2 separate regions of the Mus musculus genome follow, and region 1 is linked to region 2. The links are chromatin loops, found by intact Hi-C in ENCODE. Cell type or tissue: gastrocnemius. All regions are shown on one strand. Each heading gives the region's core, and the rest is flanking DNA. Links, peaks and the distances in the headings are about the cores only. Region 1 has its middle 71 kb from the start of Nod1. Region 2 holds the start of Znrf2 (zinc and ring finger 2).

Region 1 (11,730 bases), core at 2,254-10,253, 84 kb before region 2:
TTTCTAGCAAGAGACAGAAAGGGTGTGGTTCTGAATAGAGGGGAGGTGGGGGAAACTGGGAGGAGTAGGGGAGAGAAAACTTTTTTTAGACCGTATTGCATGAAAAATATCTATTTTCAAAAAAAGGAAAAAAATGCAAGTGTCTCATGGCAGTACCTGTCCTGGCTGCTCTTTTGTCAACTTGACAAACTAGAGTTGTCTGAATGGAGGAAACCTTAACTGAGAAAATGCCTCCATGACATCAGGCTGTAGATGAGCCATAGCAGCACTCCTCTATGGCCTCTGCATCAGCTCCTGCCTTCAGGCTCCTTCAGGCTCCTGACCCAATTGAATTCCCGTCCTGACTTCCTTTGATGATGAACATCAATATGGAAGTATAAGCCAGATAAATTCTTTCCTTTCCAACTTGCATTTTGGTCAGGGTGTTTCATCATAGTGATAAAACCTCAACGAAGACAGTCCCCATGTCAGATAATTCATATGTCAGAACAGGAGTGGCTATCTGAGAAAACTCTCATTAGGTAATGTAGAGGCAGATTAATTTTCACATCCTCCTGTGTTAGCTTTCCATAGCTGTGACGAAGGACCAAACATAGGAGGGGAGGTTTCTTTTGGCTCACAGTTGGAATTCATGGTCCTGGAGCCTGTTTCTGGGCACCCGAAGCAGAACATTTCTAGGGGTGCAGCTGTTCACCTTATGGTGACAGAGGAGGGGGAAGGGGTTGGGTACATAATGTAGCCAAGACTCATCTTTTTCACCTACATTCTTCTTGCTAAGTTCCCATCCCCTCCCAATAGCCAGGCTTCTCTCATTGCAAAGTTTTGCTTGGTTTTTTGTTTGAAATAGGCTCCCAAGTATCCCAGGCTGGCCTCAAGCTACTCAAGCAACTCCCACTGTAGTTAAGAATGACCTTGAATGCTAGACTTTCCAGCCTCTACTTTTGAATCTCAGGCATGCACTTTCACACCCAACTTTATAACCTTCTTTTGAGAAATAACTCAGGAATCCAATGAGACCCATCCTAACCCTTTCCAAGGGTGTGTCCCAGTGACCTATGGATCTCCTCGTGGACCTCGACTCTTAAAGGGCCTGAACTTCGTGACAGCTCCACCTTCCACGGGGTTGGGAGGAAAGCCACACCCCAACCATGATAATTGGTAAATAGCTTAGTCTCATACCCAGACCTGAAAAAGTAATTAAAAGATAACTGGACCTTTATTATGCCCACTACTGATTCAGTTGATTCGGAAGTGGGACACTGAGGTATACATACATCTACAACCCCATCTTACTCAGAGGCTGAAGCAGGATCAAAACTTCAAAACCAGACCGCGGCTATATAGTGAGACTCCTGTATGACATGTTTAAGTATAAGATTGTGTCTATGACATAGTACTTACCCACTCCTGCCCTCCCTCTGAAACATTTTCAATTGATTCAGGAGGATATGAAAACAGCCTTACATCTGGACTTTATGACCAAATGTGCAATTAAGCTGCTATGCAAATGTGAACCAAGTGCCTACTTTGTATACTTGTCACATGCACAATAGATTGTAGCAGGAAATGGCCCCATAAATCCTGTATCCCTCTAGCCTGTGTGATGTGTCAGGGCTATGGAGCAGTTGTGCGCATTAAGCCAGAGCAGCTCCGTAAGTATTTGCAGAGCAGGGCTTGTCCTCTCTTGCTCCTGGGAACTCTTCCACTATCACATGAACGAGCTCAGGCAAGCAAGCTAGAAGCATGTGGTCCAGCCAGCAGCCAGCACCTGCCAAGGAGCTACAGAACAGCTAGACTCTGGATCCATGGAGTTGTAACTGCACAAACAAGTATATGAGAGAGCCCAGATTTCTGACCTACATAATCAGGAGCCAATTACGACTGGTTGTGGTTTGAAGGCACTAAAATTTCAGAGTACTTTGTTACCCCAGTAAAGGGTAAATGAAGTAGTCCAAACACAGTAAGGATGAATGACCCTTGAAAGAAACAGACTCGTGAGGATGAAACAACTTACGTATAGCAAAAGCTTCTCTCACGCTGGTGGCATAATCTGCAGAAATCAGGACCTTGACAGGGCTGAGGAACCCACCACACCTGTCCCCAGGATATTGATTGCTGGAACACACATCTCTCCTTGTGGCTACCATTCAAAAAAGGCGGAGCTATATGGCGGTATTTTCTTTTAAGTATTACAGATCTGGCAGAGCCCAGGGAGAACTGGTCACAGAAAGAGCTACAAAAACTATGGACCCATCTGTTTGGGAAGGAGACAAAAAGCCTTCAGGATGGTCGCTGCAGATGGAATGTACCTGACCAGATGGCTAGAACTTCAAGCATCTGTCCCACTGTGCAGAATGAGGCAAAGCTTCAGTTTCTCTTGATGACACTCCAGGTGTGCACAGTTTGTAACCTGCTGTATGAATTGGCAGCATCAAAGGATGTAAGACCAGGGGAAAGACAGAGATAATGTTGGAAAGGAAAAATCAGGGATGTGGGAAGTAAGAATTTCTTGGCTCTGACATAGTACTTAGTACTATGACTTAGTGTGTGTGTGTGTTTAGAATTAACTATGTAGAGCAGGCCTCTTCATTTCCTTGCCAATCAACCTTAATACATGCATCATGCTGTTGTAACTAACTCATTTTCAATTTTTAGGTATGTTCAACTGTCCTTTCCAAAGAGGGATAACTGGTCTACCTACCTTATAGCTGTAACGAGAGGCAATGTTCCACCCTACCTGACATGTTCAAAGAGGGTCCCTGATCTACCCCACCTCACATGCTTTGTTAATAGGTTAACTCTGTACACCCCTTCTTGTTTGGTGGGCTGTCTTCCTCCTGTGAACCTAGGAGGACCTTTGTGTCCTTGCCACTAACCTGATAGAGTGGAAGTGACTGTGTGTGACTTGTGAGCTGAGAGCATAAAACCCAAGCACTGTTGCCTTGTTCTCTTGGGAGAACCTCACTGAGCACAGTCTCTGCAGTTAGGAAGCTGCCACTCAGACGTTACTGGGACATGTCTTAGTTTCTTTTCTCTTTGCTGTGATAAAATGCTCTAACAAGGAGATTAAGGGTGGAAGGGTTCATTTTGGCTGACAGGTCTGAGTTATAGTCTCTCATGACTGAGGAATCAAGGTAGCAGGATTTGTGACAGCTGGGCACAGAGCCTCACAGTCAGGAACAGAGGGGACTTAGTTCTTGCTGCTGTTCAGCCCTTTCTTTTCTTTACATATGTAGTCCAGGATCCCAGCCAAGGAGTGGTGCTGCCCACAGTGAGTGGGTCTTCCTTCATCGATGAACATAATCAAGGTATTTCCCCGGAGGCATGCCACCCAGAAGTGATTCTAGAGTCTATCAAGTTAATACCAGTAATCTTCACAGTAGGTGTTCTGGCAAAGAAATCCCGCTGAGTGAGGTTCACACTGACCACCAACATCAACCAGCAGACAAGAGTGAAGGCTCAGGCAACTCCCACCTGAACCTGTACATCACCCAGCTCCAACTGAAGTGCAAGGAGAAAAGATGAGCAAGCAGCCTGTAGCCCAATGTGGAAATAACACAAAGACCACTGTCACTGAAATCACTAAGTCTGAGGTGCTTTGCTACACAGCAGAAATAATTAGAAGACCATAAAACATTGTTACATTAGTGAAGATATTGACTCTACCCAGACAGCTAGGCAGCAACATATATTGGCCATAAATGAATAAAGTAGGTAAATTTTGGGCTAATTTTTTTTTTCTTTTAGAGACAGGATCTCACTGTATAGCCCAAGTAGGCCTCAGACTCTCAAACCTACCTCAGCTTCCAGATCTGAAACGACAGGCATCTGTTAACATGGAACAGTCTTTAAAAGTCAAAGGGGGGCTGGAGAAATGGCTCAGGGGTCAAGAGCACTGACTGCTCTTCCAGAGGTCCTGAGTTCAATTCCCAGCAACCACATGATGGCTTGTCTGATGCCCTCTTCTGGTGTGTCTGAAGAGAGGAACAATGTACTCAAATATATGGAACAAATAAATCTTTTAAAAAAGTCAAAAGAGATGAATGATAATTACATGGAATAAGACAACAGATTACAAAACATAATATACAGCAAATAATTAAGGAATGTTACTTATCTGTAGCTAAGTAAACATTAAAAATCGCACATATTTTTCAAACATTCATAAAGTCTAATCAACTATAAAGGTCAATCAGAAGGATGATAGGATCCCTAGCACCTGTGCGTGCACAGAAGCGAGGGCATGGCTGCACATTCCCGGAACCCCTGCACTGGGGAGCTGCTCTCGACCATAGCTGGGATGTAACTAGCTGTTTGAAGTTCTTGCCTTGACTTGCCCACAGTGACTGGCTGTAACTGAAATTGTAAGTTGAAATAAACCCCTTCTTTCCTAACACACTTTTGTTGGGTTTCTTATCACAGCTACAGAAAGAAAACAAGCACACAGCCTAACCTCAAATTCACAAAATCCTTCTTTTGAAACTACTGTAGCACGAGCTGCTGGCGTGGGAACACATACACTACGAGGCTCATCTGCTTGCTTCTGAGACTCTCTACCTCCATTTGCAGACACTAGCTACCACCCCCAGGAACTCTCCCTGCCTCCCAAGAGAAGAAACTGGCCCATACCTGCTGTAATAAATCTCACGCACACTCCCAGAATAGTCTGATTCATATCTTGGCATGGCCTCTTTTCAGGCAAGGCACAATCTGTGACATGTAGGCTAACCAGTACACAGAAGGACATTTCTAGTAGTCTGTTTAAACTTTTAAAATAAACCAAGGAACAGTTCCCAAGGCTCTTAATGAGCACCTCCTGCCCAATTTTCTAGCAACAAAAACAAAAAAGAATGCAACAATGAAAAACTATAGATCAGATGACATTTCATATGGGTAGTGTAAAAAAATCCTGGATCAAATATTAGTTGAATAAAACTACATGAAAGGTTGCTTGAGCATCCAAAACAGTAGTTTCTCTTATACCACAGCCTCTCCTTTCACAAGGCCAATGTTGGTATTACTATTGTTTAGCTTACTGAGTGACAACTACGTGCCTGGCGATGTTTGGTGTTTTCATTGGATGGTTAAAGAGTGTCTCCATTAGGTGACAATCATGCCAAACCAAACAAGGATGCTGAGGAGGAAGTGTTATAGGCAGAAGAGCCCATAACAGGAAGGCAAGTGAGGGCAGGTGACAGAAGGGCTAGAGAAGGAAGTGGGAGGGGTGTGTTCATGCCTGTGTGTTATGGAGCCTTTAGGTCATGCTAAGGACTTAAGCTTTGGCATTGAGACACAGGATTGGGCTCAGTGGAGGAACAGCAGTGATTGTTAGCTTGACCCATCAACTTTAGAAAAAAATTCATTTTAGTCTTATATAAGACATTTACAAAATTTAGAGGAGTTACTCAACCATGGCACTGCTAAATATTTATTATCAAATGGGATTATAAAATATTAATACTATCTAATATTATGGCACAATTATGTAATGAAATGCTATACAAAAAATGATAAATGGGATGAAATGATTACAAAATACTATTTATAATTCCAAGAATATATATGCACAGAAAAGAGTCTGGAAAAATACTGAGAAATTAGCAGGAAACAAATCTCTGGCAGATTGAAAAGGGGGAACACAATCGATATTTTTTCTTTGTGCCTTCCCTGCATTTTCAAAAATTCCTATAACAAATGTCCATCATTTTGCAGGTAGAAAAACTTATTTGGAAACAAAGGATAAATTATTAAAGCTATTGTTCTGGTTGGTTTTTCATCAACCTGACACAAGTTAGAATCATCTAGGAAGAGGTACCTCAATTGAGAAAATGCCCCCATCAGATTGTCCTGTAGGCAAGTCTGTGGGAGCATTTTCTTGGTTAATGATGAATGTGGGAGGGACCAGCTCACTGTAGTTGGTATCACCTCTGAGCAGATGGTTGTATAAGAAAGCAGGCCGAGTAAGCTATGAGGAGCAATCCAGTAAGCAGCATCCCTTCATGACCTCTGCATCAGTTCTTCCCTTGAATGCCCTCAGTGATGGGCTAGAATGTGGAAGTATGAAATGAATTAAACCTTTTATTTCCTCTCTCTCTGTATGTGTGTGTGCCACATGTATGTGGTGGACATCTATATGAATACACATGGGTGCTAACCTTATGAGACATTCCCACCTTGTTTTCAGTCAGGGTCTTTCATTGGCCTGGCTTTCCTATTGGGCTCTTCAGGCTGGCCAAGTGACCTCCAGGGATCTACTTGTCTCTGCCTCCATAGCTCTGGTATAAACCTGGCTCACTCTAAGTTGAAACATTTCTCTTCACTTTAGGATTCTCAAACACCCCAAGACGAGAAAACACTTTGTGTGGAAGAGAAGAGGGGATAGGAGAGAACCTATTGGGTGGCCATGAGTACAGAAAAAAGTGCCAAACCTGGAGGTGGCCTAGGGCCGTCTTGCAGCTCCATGAAGCTCTGCATGGAGGAAGTGCAAAGGGGTCTGTGGACATGACTGAGAGCCAGAAGTTCACTCTCTGGCCAGATGTTTACATGCCCTCCACCACACAGCACTGTTACATCTCCTAAACACAAAGTCTATTTGATGCCTACCAGCTCAGGCCAGTGCTGCAGGACCTTACTACACCCTTTGGACTCAAGGACAGAGTGGCTCCTTGGAAAGGCAGATACTTCTGGTCCTCACTATCCAAGGTGGTTTCTGTAAAGAGAATCTCTTGTGCAACATATGGAAGTATTACCTACCATAAAATGCTGTCAGGAAATAGGGAGGTGGAAGTTCTGGTACAGAGACAGGGTTTCTGGGATAGTCATGATGAAAACAGTTGCATGACTTTGTGGATAGACCAAAACATGTCATGCACACTTGCAGATGGTGAGTTTTATATGCACTCCTATATGGTACTGTTAAGATGAAAGAGAATAGAGTTGTTAGAAACTTTGAAGTACTGGAAGAACACAGAGCAAACAGAAAACACAATTCATAATTCTATTCCTAGCAAAAACTTAAAAACTTAAGGTGATGGCTTTAGAGTCAGCATAACTCAACAGCAATCAAGCCAAGAACACATTAACATGAGCACAGCAGACCACAGGGGACAAAAAGACAAAAAGACAAAAACTGATCTTCAGTGAAGATATCAAATTAGTTCCACAGAGAATACATTCATCATAACAGATCATCTGGGGCTGGCGAGATGGCTCAGTGGGTAAGAGCACCTGACTGCTCTTCTGAAGGTCTGGAGTTCAAATCCCAGCAACCACATGGTGGCTCACAACCATCTGTAACAAGATCTGATGCCCTCTTCTGGAGTGTCTGAAGACAGCTACAGTGTACTTACATATAATAAATAAATAAATCAAAAAAAAGAGAGACTTAAAAAAAAAAAAAATAACAGATCATCTGGAACAAGCTAGAGTGCCATATGGAGAAACACAAATCTACACCCTTACTGTCACACAGTATACAACCGATTCCAACTGCACCACAGACCTAAATATAAGAGCTACAGAAGAAAAAAACAAAAAACGCCTCCCCACTCCAAAAAAAAAAACCCAATCCAAAACAAACCAAAAACCCTATGGTTTTGTATTAGACAAGAATTTCTTAGGACAAAAAGCAGGAAGTTAGGAAAAGAACAAAATTAATTGATGGCATTAAAAGATTACATTTTAATTTAATATTACATTGAGACTAGCTGTAACAGAGCTTTATGGGTCCCTGGACCTTCGCACAACTGACTCCATGATGGAAGTGGCATTCAGGCTGTAACACTCAGCATGTAGACAGCACTACCTGCCAAAACTAACACAAAGGCCTAATCCATCAAAGTCCACATAGTTTTGGGAAAGTCTCAAAATGTATTAACCTTGCTTTTTACCTTCTGTAAAACTGTTCTTGTTAACTGATGTCAACCCAGTTCATGTTTTGTGGGTGCAAAAGCTCACCCCAAGAAAGGCTCAGTGCTACACTGAAATCCTGAATAGCCAGTGTAGCTGGCTAATACTATTGGCTTAAAGCCATGTCCTAGCGTCTTCTCCGGTGAGTACCCCACTAACACTAGCCATGGTAGCAGTACCCAATTATTACTTGAATAGATCCCAGCGCCTTTGGTGGCTCATTCGACACTCACCCCAATTCTGGGATCCTGAATAAAAGACACACAACACTCAGCCTTTATATTTTGATATGCCTTAAACAGCTCAATGGCTGGGCTACTGCCAAACCTCCAAGTGGCTAATCCACCTTCCTCTGATATTCCCAAGTTATTACTTACTAAAATCTATATTCCATCATTGCTGCCCTGGACTCAGTTGGGGACACTCTCCCCTGGCTCCTACATGGCAGCTAAGCTCTGTCCCACACCTTCTCTGGCCTGGCATCACCTCTCCTCCACCCTTTCCTGGCATGGCCGATCTCCCTCTTTCTTCCTCCTTCCTTGATCCCTTGCCCTGAATCTTAAAAGTCTTAACTCTGTCTACCCTGCCCAGCCACTGACTGCTGGCAACTTTATTTACCAATCAAAACCAACTGGAGGCAGGGTCCCTCAGTGTCTTACGAGTCGATGTGGGGATTTTGGTACAATTTTGGGGACCCAAATTAACATAATACAAGCAGCATTAGACCAAACCCACTACAAACCATAGACTAGCGTTTTACAAGTGATCTAATAAAAGATTTGTACTCCCTGTAAGATTTAGTAAGACAGAAGAGCCAATTAAAACTGAACAGCCCAAAGACCACACAAGTCTACCAACTGTCACCCCACCAAGCATTGACAAGCCTTGGAAACTGATGAAAAGGCACAACAGAGCAGGTTCTGAAGCAACTTAGTATGGGAGGACCAAACAGACAGGGAGTGAACATTGAGACTTGAGTGAAACACAGGTGTCAGTCAGGGTTGGACACTGTTGATTTAAGGGGCACAAAATCAGAAGCCAATGCACTCACCGCCCAAGGGCAAGGGCCTGACTGGTTGGAGCAGGAAACAGTACAGCCAGGAATCTAAAGTTCTGGGTGATGAGACCAACAGAGGGAGGGAACTGCATGCACACAACCCAGCAATTCCACTCTTCAATACCTACTAGAAACCAATCCATAGAAAGACCAGAGGGTAGATGTTCAAAGCAGTATTCTTCAAAACAGCCATCCACAAAAGCAGAAATGATAAAATTTTCTTCCAACTAGTGGACAGATAAAATGTGTCATAGCAACACACACTATTCACTAAAATAAGAATGACTACACTGTACTAAATATGGGTGACATCTAAGGTATCCATTGGCGTTCACTGACATGGGCTAAACTGATTGGCAGATCTACAGAAAGCATGATGGTCAGAGGTCCTCAGGCCGGGAAGGAGTAGAAGGAGAAATGACCTCATGTACTACAGGCCTCTAACCTGGTATGTAACTGAGGCTGGCCCCGAACTCCTCATCTACCAGCCTTCACCTCTTGAATGTTGGATCCCAAGCATGCACTAATGAGGTATGATGCTGGTGGGAAGTGGGACACAACGGTCGCTTTGCTATGGTTTGGTAGTATCTTATGACATTAAGTACCACACAACTCAGTAATTTTTAACCACCAGTATTTATTGAAGAGAAATGAAGTTATACGTTCACACTCATTGTATATAAATGTTCATAAGCATTTCATTCATAATATCCCAAACTAAAAACAGCTGACGCCCACACCAAAGGATATATTCATGTAACAAACTACTGCTCTCTGAAGAGAACTGACTCAAGTAACAACATGGATGTTTTCCACAGAAGCATGCTGAGTGAAATCACACCCCTCCTCCCCCCAAAAGCCAGACTAACTGCTTTCATCTAATACCCAGCAAGAGTGGCTTAGGGCTGAGGATTGATGGATGGGAATTGACTCAAGTGACCTGAGGGGACTTGGGTGATGGAAATGTTCTGTTTTGGTTGTGGAGATAAGCCACGAAGGTGCCATTTCTGTCCAACTCCTTAGGTGGGGTCTCCCATCAGTATCTCTGTTATACATAAGAAATAGCTTCATTAGGACACGCCATTACACCTGATGAGGAAACAGGGCCAGTAAACCTGACTCCCTCTCCTGCACCTGCACCCACGGGGTTCTCATGGGTTCTCACTAGTACATCCGTTTGGTTCAATATACAAGGCCACTGTCCTATGCAACAACCGTCCCTCACCCCCTCCAAAACCTGAGGACAGTTTCAAACCTCTGTTGCCGAGATAGTCTTGTCATGTCTTTAGCTGGCCTGGCATTTACTACGGAACTGAGGGCAGTCTCACAGCAACCATCCTTAGATTTCTGAGTGTGGAAATTATAGCTTATGCAACCATGCCCTATTTTTTTCTAATGCTTGTTATAGTGAATATCAACTCCTTATCTATCCCCTATCAATACAGCCTTACACACTCCTCTGAAGGATGAGAGCTGAAGAGTCATCTATGAATTAGGCGTACTGAGGCAGCTTTTCCATCTCACTGGACTATTTGGGGGGTGGGGTGGGGTGGGGTGGGGGAGACAGGGTCTGGTATAGCTCAAGCTGGCCTCCGGCTATGTAGAAAGGATGACCTTAAAACTACTGATTCCCCTGCATCTATGTCTAAGTGCTGGGGCTGTGGGTGTGTGCTGGTAGGCCAGCTATGGATGCTAGCTTTGACTACTCTGCTCCTCATTCCTGGTAAGTGCCTGTGTTCTGGTTGCTTTTGACAGCTGATAACACTGGAGTCACTGCTTCAGGATGAAGGGACAGAGGTCCTGAGGGCATTCAGTCCTGAGGGTCAAAGCTGAGTTTATTAAATATGAAGACAAAAGTCTGAAAGCAAAAGGACTTGGTCTGAGTGCCAAGCTCTGGAGGCAAAAAAAAAAAAAAAAAAAAAGGCTCAGAGGAATGTGAATGCACTAAGCTTGGCTGTACAAAATCAAAGTCAGAGCCCTAGCCAGTCAGTTAACCCAAGAGGGGAAGGATTTATGACATCACCATGAGCAGTCTTCATTCAGCATGAGAAGTATGACCAAACGGAAGAACAGCAGACAGAAGAGCTGGGAAGAGCTTGGCTGCACAGGCTGAGGTTAAGAAAATGCTCAGGCAGAAGCTGAGACAGGTGATGTATCTAAAACAGGCGCACATCCAACTTGGGTTGATCAGACTTCATAAGCCCTTCAGCTCCTGTGTGCCCATCACCTCCAAAAGCTGCAGCCACAGTAAGGCCAGAGTTGTCCATGAATGCACCCGAGGGCCTGAATTTTCCGTTTCTTCAGTTCCTTTTGGTGATAAAGGTGACACTGTTTCTACCTAGTTCCAATACAGGGTAAGAGCTGCCAACAGGCAGGTGTTACACCAAACCAACTCCAAATGTGGTCAGAATCTTCACAAGACTTCAGAAATGTCCAGGCACAAAATGATCATATATTAAAGATTCCCGAGGTAGAGCTACCTGAACCTGTGCTTTCTAGGACAACCAATGGTTACTTAACTGCTGAGCACTGAAGAGGCCCAGTTCTAAATTCCAATGATGAAAACAGGCTAGTAATCTATCAGTGGGGGACTGTCAAAGTAATGACACGATAAGCTGGCTCTGTGTATCTGGATAGTCTAGGGTAGTCTGTGGCTTTTGTGTTCTAGCAACAGGTGGACTATATGCTTTTTGCCATCCTTGATATAGAGGATCTGCGTAGTAAATAGCTTTAGCATTGAGACTTTTTTTCAGGGGGTGGGGGTG
Region 2 (11,730 bases), core at 1,916-9,915:
CTTGCTATGCTTGTTCAAACTTCTCTTCATTAAGACTTAACCAGAGAACAAAGTCTCTGCTGGGCTTTTTTGAAACTTCTTTTGTCAATGCAATTAATCCAAGTCTCTTCACTTAGCCTCAGGCAAACTTTTCAGACAAGGGCAAAAAGTAGCCACATTCTTCACCAAAATACCACAAAACCAGTCTTTATGCCACATTCTGAAATTCTTCTCCTTTGAAATCTCTTGGGCCAGGTCAACACAGTTCAAATCACTCCCAGCAACAAAATCTTCCATATTCCTACTAGGATGACCCATTAAGCCCCATTTAAAGCATTCCACTGCTTTCCAAATCCAAAGTCCCAAAATCCACATTCTTTCAAATAAAAGCATGGTCAGGCCTAGCATAGCAATACCCCACTCCTGGTACCAACTTCTGTCTTAGTTAGGGTTTTACTGCTGTGAACAGACACCATGACCAAGGCAAGTCTTATAAAAAACAACATTTAATTGGGGCTGGCTTACAGGTTCAGAGGTTCAGTCCATTATCATCAAAGAGGGAGCATGGCAGTATCCAGGCAGGCATGGTGCAGGAGGAGCTGAGAGTTCTATGTCTTCATCCAAAGGCTGCTAGTGGAAGACTGACTTCCAGGCCTTCCAGGCAACTAGGGTGAGGATCTTAAGCACACACCCACAGTGACACACCCATTCCAACCAGGTCACACCTATTCCAACAAGCCACACCTTCAGATGGTGCCACTCCCTGGTCCAAGGATATACAAACCATCACAATCACTTATTACACCTGCCACATAAATGACCACACTTTTAGAAAGTGAGGTTAAGTTAAGTTATATGTTAAGCTGATCAATTTAAGTCTATACTCAATGTGATAAACAGATTTTAGAATAACCACTTTTAATTCCCACTTTCTAGTGTTTAAACCTTTCCCTCCCCCTTGAGTGTAGCCCAGGCCTAGATACACTAAATGATATGGTAAAGGTGATGCACTCAGCCTGAGATAGAATAAATATGGTCTCCTCTGTTAGGACTAAAGCTAACAAGCCACTACGGAAGTCAGTAGGAAAGTTCCTCAGAACACTAAAAATAGAACTGCCCTATGAACCAGCAACACTGCCCTTGGGAACATACCCAAACAAATCTAAGTCAGTGTATCCCAGGGATAAACTGCACATCCACGTTCCCAGTGACCTTGTTCAAGATTGCTAAGTCATAGAACTAGTCGAGGACTCCTTCAATAAATGAGTAAAATATGACTTAATGCACCGACAGTGGGGTTGGTTCTCTCAGCCATAAAGAATGCAACTAGGAGGCTGGAGATAGGAGCCAGTGGTTAAGAGCACTTGTTCCTCTTGCAGAGGGGTTCAGGTCCTAATATCCACACCACAGCTCCCAACTTCTGGCTCACAATTTTGAATTTCAGGGGATCTGACATCCTCTTATGAATTCCTTATGCAGCAGGCACAAACATGTGCAAGACATACGAGCAATCAAAATACTCACATTCATGAAATAAAATCTTTTAAAGTGACATATCATTTTCAGAAAATGGGCAGAAATGGAGAGTAATTGTTAAATGAAGTAAGCCAGATTTAACATGAATACTTCATGGTTTTGAAATCCAGATTTTAAAAGAGGATGAAACTATTTGGGAGGATGAATGAGACAGGACAGGAGAGGTTGATGGCAGAGTGAATAGGACCAAAGTAAACAATGTATGACAATGTCACCTGCCAGGCAGTGGTGGCGCACGCCTTTAATCCCAGCACTAGGGAGCAGACAGGCAGATCTCTTGTGAGTTCAAGGCCAGCCTGGTCTACAGAGTGAGTTCCAGGACAGCTGGGGATACACAGAGAAACCCTGTCTCAAAAACCAACCAAACAAACAAAAGCAAAAAGAGGAGGAGGAAGAGGGAAGGAGGGAGAGAAGGAAAGAAAGGAGAGAGGAAAGGAAATGTCACACCAAAACACATTATTCTACAATGCCTCCACTAAGAATTAGGAGTGGGGAGAAGAGTCAGGCACTGTGAACCTAACCACCACAAAGAAATAAATTATGCTAATCCACCTGAAGGAATCTGCAGGCAGATCCTCCTCAGGTGAGAGCAAGCAACAGCCCCAGTGCCCACACCAACACCCTGGCCCACTAAGCTGTGCCCAGACTCCTGACCTACAGATATTGATGAACATGTACTGCATCAAATAGCTGTATTTCTAATACTCTACTAACAAGCAACATAGGACTCTTACAACATAGAAGGTTTTTTCTGAACCTTTTGTTAACACAAAGTACCATGGTTTCTCCAATTTCTAAACATGTTAATGTTTAGAAACGGTTCAGAACCTACAGAATTTGAACAAACTTGCATTTAAAAATGCTTAGGAGTATTTATATAAGAAAGTAAATCCAAAAAATGTCTTTGCTACATAAAGCAGTCGATGAACTCTTTCCTCTCAGCCCATTTGCCCACATCCCAGATTGTATGTATAGCCAGGGAAAATTATGCACAAGATGAGTAAGAGATCGGTGGACAAACAGCAATAAGATCCTACTTACTGGGTACCAGGCAAAGCAACCAAGCAGAAGAGAGTCCAGCAGGCAGGCTTTCCATGTGAGCATACAACAGAAGGCTCTCAAAGGGTCGCCCTGGGCAATTCATCCCACTCCTCCAACCTCAAGGTTACTTCCAAACAATTTCCAAAGCAGGACCATCCAGGCCGGAAGCCACACTTCTGCAAGCAACATAAGCTATCACCTGTGGTCTTCAAAGATAGACGGAGTTTACAAGTGAGAAATATTCACCATCCAAATCCCTTGGCAGGGACAGCAGAAGTGGTTGTTACCAGCATGGCTTCCCTTTCACATCACCAAGCAACTTCTGCCCCTCCCCAAGAAAATCATCAACTGTGTAAAGGAAAATCCAAAATGGAGAGCAGATTAACTATAATCTCCAAAATTCAAATATTGTGTAATTATTCTAAGTAGTGACTGAGAACAACTCCATAAAACTTCACATCTGTGCTGAAAATTAATTTAAATAAATCTTCCTAGGAATACAAATCTTACTTAACACACTCAATTTTAAATGATGGCTCAGGGTTTTTTTCAATATAAATAACAGGAGACACCTGAATTACAGGCTGCTTAACTCCTCCCAGGCACGCCACACCCAAATAAGCTCAAGACAATTAAGCAGCCAAAAGCAAGGAAGGAACTGCTGGTTCAATGTCTTAAAGTAACTCACTGTGGAATCTTACTACCAGACCCAGATACATTACTCAAGTCCATAGGATTTCTCTAGAAATAATCTTCATTCACTGGGGCATTTTAACAGTCTAACTCACCTCCTTTGACAGCTACATCAGAAAAGACTATTTTACCACTCCTATTAATAGATTTTATGAACATCAGCAATGTAGTGGGAAAATATAGGCAAAAAATAAAGTCAAACAAATCCTCTTTAAGATATCAAGGCTTTCAAATGTCAACAATGCTCTTAGAGACCAGTTTAAAAACAAATCTAGAACCAGAATATTATCGGTATGGGGGGGGGACGACTTGTGTTCACTGTATATACAGTATTCACCTCAGCAGTCTAGGAGTAAATGAAAACAAGACAGCCCTGCTTGCTCTAAAAACTCCACACAGATTCTAATTATCTCCTAATCTCCATGAGAACTCAATGGCTACAAGCTGAAACATCTGGTCACTCACCTCCCTTCCAGTCACTTAATTCTCTAGAGAAAATAAAGAATGTGTGCAGCCAAACCAGAGAGCAGACAGCAACAATCATCACAGAAAACCTGGCTCAGTGTGGGAACTCAGTGCCACAGAGAAGCTTACAAATCTACTGGCTATACTGCTGAACGGAAAACAGTGTAAAGAGTGACAGCTTACGTTTTCTCTTTCAATATATAGCATTGAGGGTCTACAAGGAACGATTCTTGTATTTTTAGTAGCATACTTTCTAGTTAAGAAACAGTATAGACATTAGTGCTTTATAGAGTTATAATAAGTACTTTCTGTTGATTTAGAAATACTTTCTCAATTTTCAGTTGGAGTCCATTATGTATGCCCTAACAATTCATAACTCAATAAACACTGCATATGCCCAACCTTTCCTGTAACTGAATAAACGCACTGGTATAAAACATAGTAAAGTGAAATTAATGTAAAGAATCAAGTCTGATTCCTTAAGGCAGCACATCATGCCCCCTCCACCTCAGGAGGACTAGAAACGTGCTTCAGTTAGCTTTCCTCGTGACTCCACCCACCGACATACACACACAAGTCTCATAATTAAAGCCCCTAAGGATGGACTTCACTGTTTGTAAATAGTTTAAGGTCACCACAAGTTTGATCCCTTCTCAAGTAAGGTCATTTCTGATCCTCTTTAGGCCTTTGTCAACTGAAGTTTCTCACATAAATGATTACTTTTCTCAAATGTCCCAAGAATAATACATGTCTGTGATAGTTCTTAATGAACTGGAGGAAAAAGTTGAAACCATTCCACACAATTGATGACTTTAAGCCTCAACCTCAGAGATCTGGATGAGCAAAGCTACAAGAATTAGCTTTTAAAAAAAGGTTTGCATTCCAACACTTGGCAAATAGGTCTTGCCAGTTTTTTAGGAATAGCAGGAAGGCCAGATAGCTGCCTTGCTCCAAACAGTTACTTTAACAAAATAAAAACATACATACATACTGACGACTCTAGTCAGAGAGAATCATCAGCCCTGAGAAAAACTGAATAAAAGTAGTATTCAGTACATAAAATATTAACTTCGAAATACTTTTCCTAGTCCTTTTTCTTGTTCCTATTTGTGATGATAACTGCTCAATGAAACTTAATTTTAAAAAAATATTTTTTAAATGTACCATTACTCTCCAATTCTCAGGAAACTACAGTGCCTCAAATCACTTTAAGGACATATTCTTTTCCTCAAAAAACAAGATTTAAAAAAAAAATGCTTTAACTTTCAGAAACACTGCTGTAATTATTGACATTGCAGAACTTACCATAAAGCAAGTTATTTGTCAGGCTAGGTGTTAGCTCTGTGGTAAAGAGCTTGCCTAACAAGCTCAGTAACTTAGGTTACAGTCCCAGAACCTCACAAGCAAAACAAATAAAAACACTTAAAAAATAATAAAGGTAGCTAAAAGCTAGGTGCTTTCATACCAAGCGTGCAAAATACCATTAAGATGGTAGAAACTACACATGACATTCTCACGAACCAACACTAGCTTCTGATTGCTTTGGAACAGGAATCAGTAAACACTGCTTCACCACATGTCTTACAGTTTCAAACACATGAATAAAAGGGTTTTTAAAACTGAAGGGATGATCCGGGCGTGGTCGCACACACGCCTTTAATCCCAGCACTTGGGAGGCAGAGGCAAGTGGATCTCTGAGTTCGAGGCCAGTCTGGTCTACAGAGTGAGTTCCAGGACAGCCAAGGCTACACAGAGAAAACCTGACTCAAAAAAATACACAAACAAACAAACAAATAAAAAACCTGAAGGGATATAGTTTACATCATTCTGTGCTTACGTGTAAATGTATAATACCAGTCTCATACCGAAAGGAGGTGGCAATATGCGGCTAAGTTCACATTTTCAGGATCAACTGCACCCTTTCTCCTGTTTCAAACAACTTAATTAAAAGCACATCACTGATCTCTAAATTGTTCCTTAACTCTAGTGAACACCGCTCTTCGAAAGACCTTGCCCAATTACTGCCTCTATAGGTAGAGTTGTGATCATTATAAAGATTATCTCTTTAAATAACTGTTCTTGAACTTTTCCACAATCCGCTTCAAACTAAGCAGTAGTGACATTAGCCACACTGTAAAAGTAGCAGTTTCGGGGGTTATGAAGCAACACTTTGCATTAACACATTTAACCAGAAAACAAGTATCCAGTAAGTAGGCAGGGCTATTTACAGAGACGCAAGGATCACAGCTTTGTTAGGAGTCTATCCAAAGGAGAGATAACTTCCTTTTTTCAAACACTCAAACATCCACGTGAGTCCCTTCTGGCTTTGGGCCTTTAAAACTGCTCGCCCTTCAGCTCCGGGGCAGAACTACACTCAGCCACTGATCTCCCCTGACTTCCTGGTACTAAAAGCTACAACCACGAGGCTGTTTCGTCAGTTTGTTTTAAAACAATACTTCTTCCATTCACCGCGTTGCAAGGAGGGAGTGGGGGGTGCGCTTCCCTAGCTGGGGAGCCGCTGCCAGGGCAGGGAGCCGTACCTCCAAACAAGTGCGGGGAGAGGTGGGCCGGGAGCGAGCCGATCACCAGACGCGGCCCGCCAGGGCCCCCGCCCGCCGGCCGGTCCCGGTCCCTAGCGCCGACGCTGTCCTCTGGGCTGCTGTGCACTGAGTCCTGTGAGCCGTACGGGCCGCCGCCGCCGCCAGCGCTGGGGATGCTGAAGGCCGACTGCGCCGCGCGGCCGCCCGACGCGCTGCCCACCGCCCCGCCGAGCGAGCGGCTACGGGGCGCTGCCGGGGCCGAGGCCGCCGCCGCCGCTGCAGCCGCCGCGCCGGCCGAGGCGCTGGGCTGCTGCGCGCCGGACACCGGGGCCGCGAAACGGGCCGCCCGAGCGCCGTCCGCCCCGCCGCCGCCGCTGCCGGTCCCGGAGGGCAGGTCCGAGCCCGAGTAGGCACGGGTGCGGCCGTTGGCGGCGGGGCCGCTCTGCTTGGCGCCCATGTCCGCGCCGCCCCGGGCCGCGAGCGAGCGAGCGAGCGAGCAAGCGAGAGAGGCGGGACGCAGCTCGCGGCTGCCGCTCAGGTAGCCGTGCGGACGCGGTCGCTGCCGGGCCGCCGCGACGGGCCGCTGCCGCTTGCTGCCGCGCTTCGCGGCCTCCGCACCGCCTCCTCCCGGGCGGCCGCTGTCACCGCCGCCATCCTCCGGCTCCCCGGCGGCTCGGAGAGTGGGAGGCGCCCGGCCGGATTGGGGGCCGCCTCCCTGCGCGCCAGCCGCTTGCAACGGGAAAGAGGAACGGGCGGCGCGCGCCCCGGCAACCGTCGCCTCGCGGCCGGCACTGGAGGAGCGGCGGCCGAATCGAGGCAAAGCGCAGAGATTGGGTCCCGCTGCTCTAGCTCTGCCCTACAACTAGGCCGACCCGCCCAGGCCCCGCCCAGCATGTGGTGATGGACAGACCGGTGGCTCCGCCCTCCAGGAGACTCCCCCACCACCAATCAGAAGGCGGCCCCTCCTGCCGCACGTGGCCTGTGAGCGCTGAAGAAAACCAAGTGCACCTTTTCCTGGCTAGGGCGTTCGTGGCAGTATCCCGTGTCTGGAGCTTTGAGTGGGTAGATAATGACCTTCGTTGGTATTGTATACACTGATTAAGCAAACAACAGTCTCAGCAATGAAGACGATTTAAAACAAAAAACAGTACAGGAGCGAAGGACAGAACGAAACAAGGGGAAGGCTGAAGCCAACTTGATCAGAATTATGCTAGGGGAAGGGAAGAGCAAAAAATTGGAAGAACGAACGATAATCCAGCTTGACCTTCAAAGGCAGAGCAAAAACTGAGGTGCAGAGACTATCTTCTCCCGAGATCCAGCCTTCGGGCCTAACACCAAGCCAAATTATGCAGGCTGTAAATTGTTTTACCTTTTTGGACTTTAGCTTCCTTGCCCAGAATGTTTGAGTTAAATCTCCAGAGCGATAGTAGCTTTAAAATCTTGTGGGTTTCTCTAAATGGAACTTAACAGGATTCTAAATGCCTTCCTGTGTGTGGTGCTTGGTCTAGCAGGCTCTGACCCTCCCATTTGGCGGGTACTGGTAGCATTGTCTATGTGCAAGTGTGTTTGTACAAACTGCAAAAATGCACTGTCGCTGTTTTACGCTTTTGTATTTGTGGTGAGTCATTTAAGTAGTGATTCTAGACATTCTTTCAGAAGATAAGGGAATGGAGGGTTGTTTGTTTGTTTGTTTGTTTGTTTTTAATTTGTGTGTGTGTGTGTATAAATGTTTTGCCTGCATGTAAGTTCCCCACGTGTGCCTGGTGCCCAGACTGAAGATCAGACGAAGGTATTCAATCCCTTGGAACTGTAGTTATAGTTAGATGTCACATGGCTGTGCAGGGAATCAAACCCAGTTCCTCTGCAAGAACAGCTAGTGCTCCTAACCGCTGAGCCATCGCTTCAGCCACAAGTTGGACTTTGTAAATAGGAGAAATGAGGCTTTATGAACAGGCTGGCCTGTAGTGCCCAGCTTCTGGAGAGAATGAATCGTGAGGATCACTTGAACCTTAGAATTCAAGGTCAGCCTAAGAAACAGCAAAAACCAGTCTCAATGAGAAGAGGGAGAAAGAAAGAAGAAAAAGAGGAAGAAGGGAGAAGAATATGAGGAAGAAATGTAGTTTTACATATATATGTTTATATATGTGCATAGTGCGTGATATATAGTTACTCTGAGCTTTCATATGATATATCCTCTGAGCTTTCATATGATATATCCTGTATTACATCATGTGGTCAAATGCCTTTTCCTGCAGATGTTACCAGTCACCCCATTCCTAGGACTGAAGACAGTGCTGTGCAACAATGGCTTCATAGCTCTCATTAAGGTGTTCATTAGACACTCAACAGACTATGGCAGTATAGTAGCTTTTCAGTGAAAGAGTGCATTCATGTTTTCCTGTCATATTAAAATCACTCTTTTATTTTAAAAAAAGGGTTTTTACTTTTTATTTATTTGTATATATGTATGTACGTGTGTATGTATGTATGTGGCTACCTCAAGCTATGGCCTCATGTGGTGTCAGAGGACAACTCACAGGAGTTCTTCTTCCTTGTAGGTTCTGGGGGATTGCTGCCTTTACTTGCTTGAGCCACCACGCTGTCCCTAAAATGATTCTTGAAAGTCACTCGTACCCTTACATTATTGCTCTTTGACAGCAGCAGTGTGGAGGAGATTCTTCTCTGTCCTTTCCTTGGTCTGCTTCTCTTAGGGCCTTCTCCTCTCTCTCCAGATAGTAATCCTATGAAGACTGTGTTTTATTACCAAGCAGCTGGGACTTCACTTACAATCTGTAGCTTTGTCACACCCCACCAGTTCTTCACACGTAAGAAACTTGTTCTTAGGTGTGCTCTTAAGTGTTCCTTAAGACAGCATTCTTCCTCTGGTACCTCCATTGGTTCTTTAATGAGAAGCAATGGACAGGAATCAAGACAGGATTGTAAACACACGCCAGAGTAGTATGGTCTAGCTAGGATTAGACCTTGATTCTATTCAGTGATGACTTTGGGACTGGGGCAATCCAAGCCCTTTGCCTTAGCTAAGCCTGTTTGTTGTCAAGTGTCTAAAGTGCACATGATCATAGGACCAGTCTCAGAGTGGCCGAGAGTCTCAGAAGATCCGCTGTCTATTTGAAAATACAAATTCCTCGTCCTTCCTATTATGGAATAATAATATGCATGTTGTCTATAGCATACTGTGATACTGTAAAGTTTTGAGTATGCTAAAATTTAGTGGTCTTGATCTCACTATTTTGTACAATTGAAGTACATTGTTAAGCCTTCAAGTATTATTTGTAGCCGTTTAGTAGTCATTACTAGTATATACATCACCATACTGGCTTGACCAGATAAGCGTATGTAGAAAAGACAGAGGTTATTTGAAATCTTTGTAGTTAAAGGATTTTTTTTTGTAAATGAACTTTTTTTTATTTCATGAGGTAGCTAACATTTTGAGCAGTCTTTGGTGTCCTAAATAGGCTTCAGTGTGTCAAAAAATGCTTCATGTTAATCAGCTGGTTAACAAAGCCCTATGTTATGTTTAACATAGATTTTGGAATCATTATTATTTCTAAAGATAGCTAAGACAAAATGTCAGCACCTGCTAATAAAAACAACTTGGTTCTTGCTTATCAGACTAGTATAATGTTATTAATAAGAGATTAAATATGTGTATTATATTTCGCTCTCAGTTCACTTTGGCTTGCAAACAATATTTTAATTAAAAAAAAAAAAAACAGCATCTTAGACTGAGGAAATGGCTTGGTCTATAAAGTGTTTGCCACTCAAAGATGCAGACCAGCGTTCAGACTCCAGTGCCATGAGAAAAGATAGACTTGGGGGTATGGCTTTTAATCCTGTCTTCAAGGAGATGGACATAGGAGGATTCCTGGGGCTCACTGAGCTATCCTACCCTATTCAGTAAGCTAATCTCCAGGACTCAGTGAAGAGACTGGCTAAATAAATAAATAAAGTGAGCTGGGCACTTGGGAGGCAGAGGCAGGCAGATCTCTGAGTTCAAGGCCAGCCTGGTCTACAGAGTGAGTTACAGGACAGACAGGGCTACACAGAGAGACCCTGTCTCGGGAAAAAAAAAAAAAAACAACAACAACCAATAATAACAACAATAATAGTGGTAATAATGATAATAATGTGGAGGGCTCCCAGTGAATGACAACCAGGATTGATCTCTGGTCTCCGCGTGCATGCACAGACACCTGGGGCCATACCATTGCAAAGGTATAAGACATAGTGGAAAGAGTATCGTGGGCCCAGTACCAAGGGGATGTCCCAGCCTATAGAAGTGAAAAGGAGCTTAGAGGAAAAAATAGCTCTCTGCTACATAATGCATGCTTTCTCTCCTCCAGCGCATAAGCAGCATCTCCTGAGCCTCCTGCTACTTTCACGAATCCCTATGGTAATGCATGAATGATTTAAAAAGTAGTATAAGACATTTCCCAGTACCACCTCCCTCCCTCAAGGGTAGCCAAAAGCCCCAGTAGAGGCAAGCTCTGTATAAGGCCTAGATTGTATAAACCTCCCAAGCACAGGGGCTCTAGTCTCCAGTATCTTTAACTCCCCACAGTGAGTGCTTCTCCAGGGCTCTGAGCCAGTTTTCAGGGCCTGTTGTGGATCTTAAGGGCAGGGAGTAGTAATTAATGCACGCCCTGGATTAGCACTGACTTAACTGTTATTACCATGTCAAGTTTGTTGCCCTCTACATTTTTCTGTCAAAGTAGTCTATACTTCAAGTGGCCAGCTCCCTTGCAGTGGTACCTGAATGATCTTTGCCCCAAATTAGGGCAGGTGGGAAAGAGTAAGGTCAGCAAGGCAGGATTACCTTTTGCAGGGAATGAGAAAGCAAACTGGGTGGTAAGAGCTACTGGTCAACTTACCACACCCTCTGTTTCCCAGAAGCTAGATGGTCTTTGGCTGAACTCTAGAGATCCAAGTCTGAACCAAGGGTTTTGGAACATAGCCCGGAGCACGGTCATCCCTGGTACACAGAAAGATTAAGAGACATCCGGACCCCTATGGAAGATCTCTTCATTTGTAAGCAAACATTGCCTCCCCATGTGTAATGTCTTACTTTGCATTAGATACACAAAGTTAATCACGGACCCACAAAACTGTATGGCCTGCAGCCACCATGCCTAGATGGCTCGAGTTCAGAGTAATTGCATCCTGGAGCCGTAGGATGGAAGTTGGGTGGAAAACACAGATGCAATCCCACAAGTGACGCCCCAATCTTGAGACAGCCGTCTTCTGCATCTGTAGGTATCCTAGGCTGTAGGAGCCTGAATGCAAAGGAGAGCTGTGAGCAGCTGAGGAACTACAAGCATTTCACTAGCTGGAATGAAGAGGAGGAGACAAGGAAGTCTGAGAACCAGCTGGAAGAGTGGGCTGGGACCGAGTCCAGCTGGCTTGGCCCGATGGGCAAAGATCCAAAACACCAAGGAGAACGGCTCCCCTAGGCAGC

The links. A loop is a pair of places that touch in the nucleus more often than their neighbours do. Peaks named below come from ENCODE experiments on the same cell type or tissue, not always from the same donor. Only the 100,000 strongest peaks of a DNase experiment are listed, where the experiment ranks them.
Region 1: it touches region 2 in a loop (2.6-fold over the local background); 12 of 42 quality-filtered maps call a loop at or near these places.

Annotation. Positions count from the first base shown.
Region 1 is chr6:54,896,187-54,907,916 of GRCm38, reverse strand. No RefSeq gene overlaps it. Among named protein-coding and RNA genes, the nearest start is that of Nod1, 71 kb to the left of the region's middle. In gastrocnemius, for the core only: no CTCF peak of the experiment used is centred there; no DNase peak of the experiment used is centred there; H3K27ac peaks cover 1,191 bases.
Region 2 is chr6:54,811,997-54,823,726 of GRCm38, reverse strand. It overlaps Znrf2 (zinc and ring finger 2), which reads right to left and starts at 6,811. Exons shown (of 5, transcript NM_199143.2): 1 at 6,255-6,811. The coding sequence starts at 6,711. In gastrocnemius, for the core only: CTCF peaks have their summits at 6,079 and 6,895; DNase peaks (open chromatin) are centred at 2,668, 6,313 and 7,101; H3K4me3 peaks cover 3,544 bases; H3K27ac peaks cover 5,484 bases.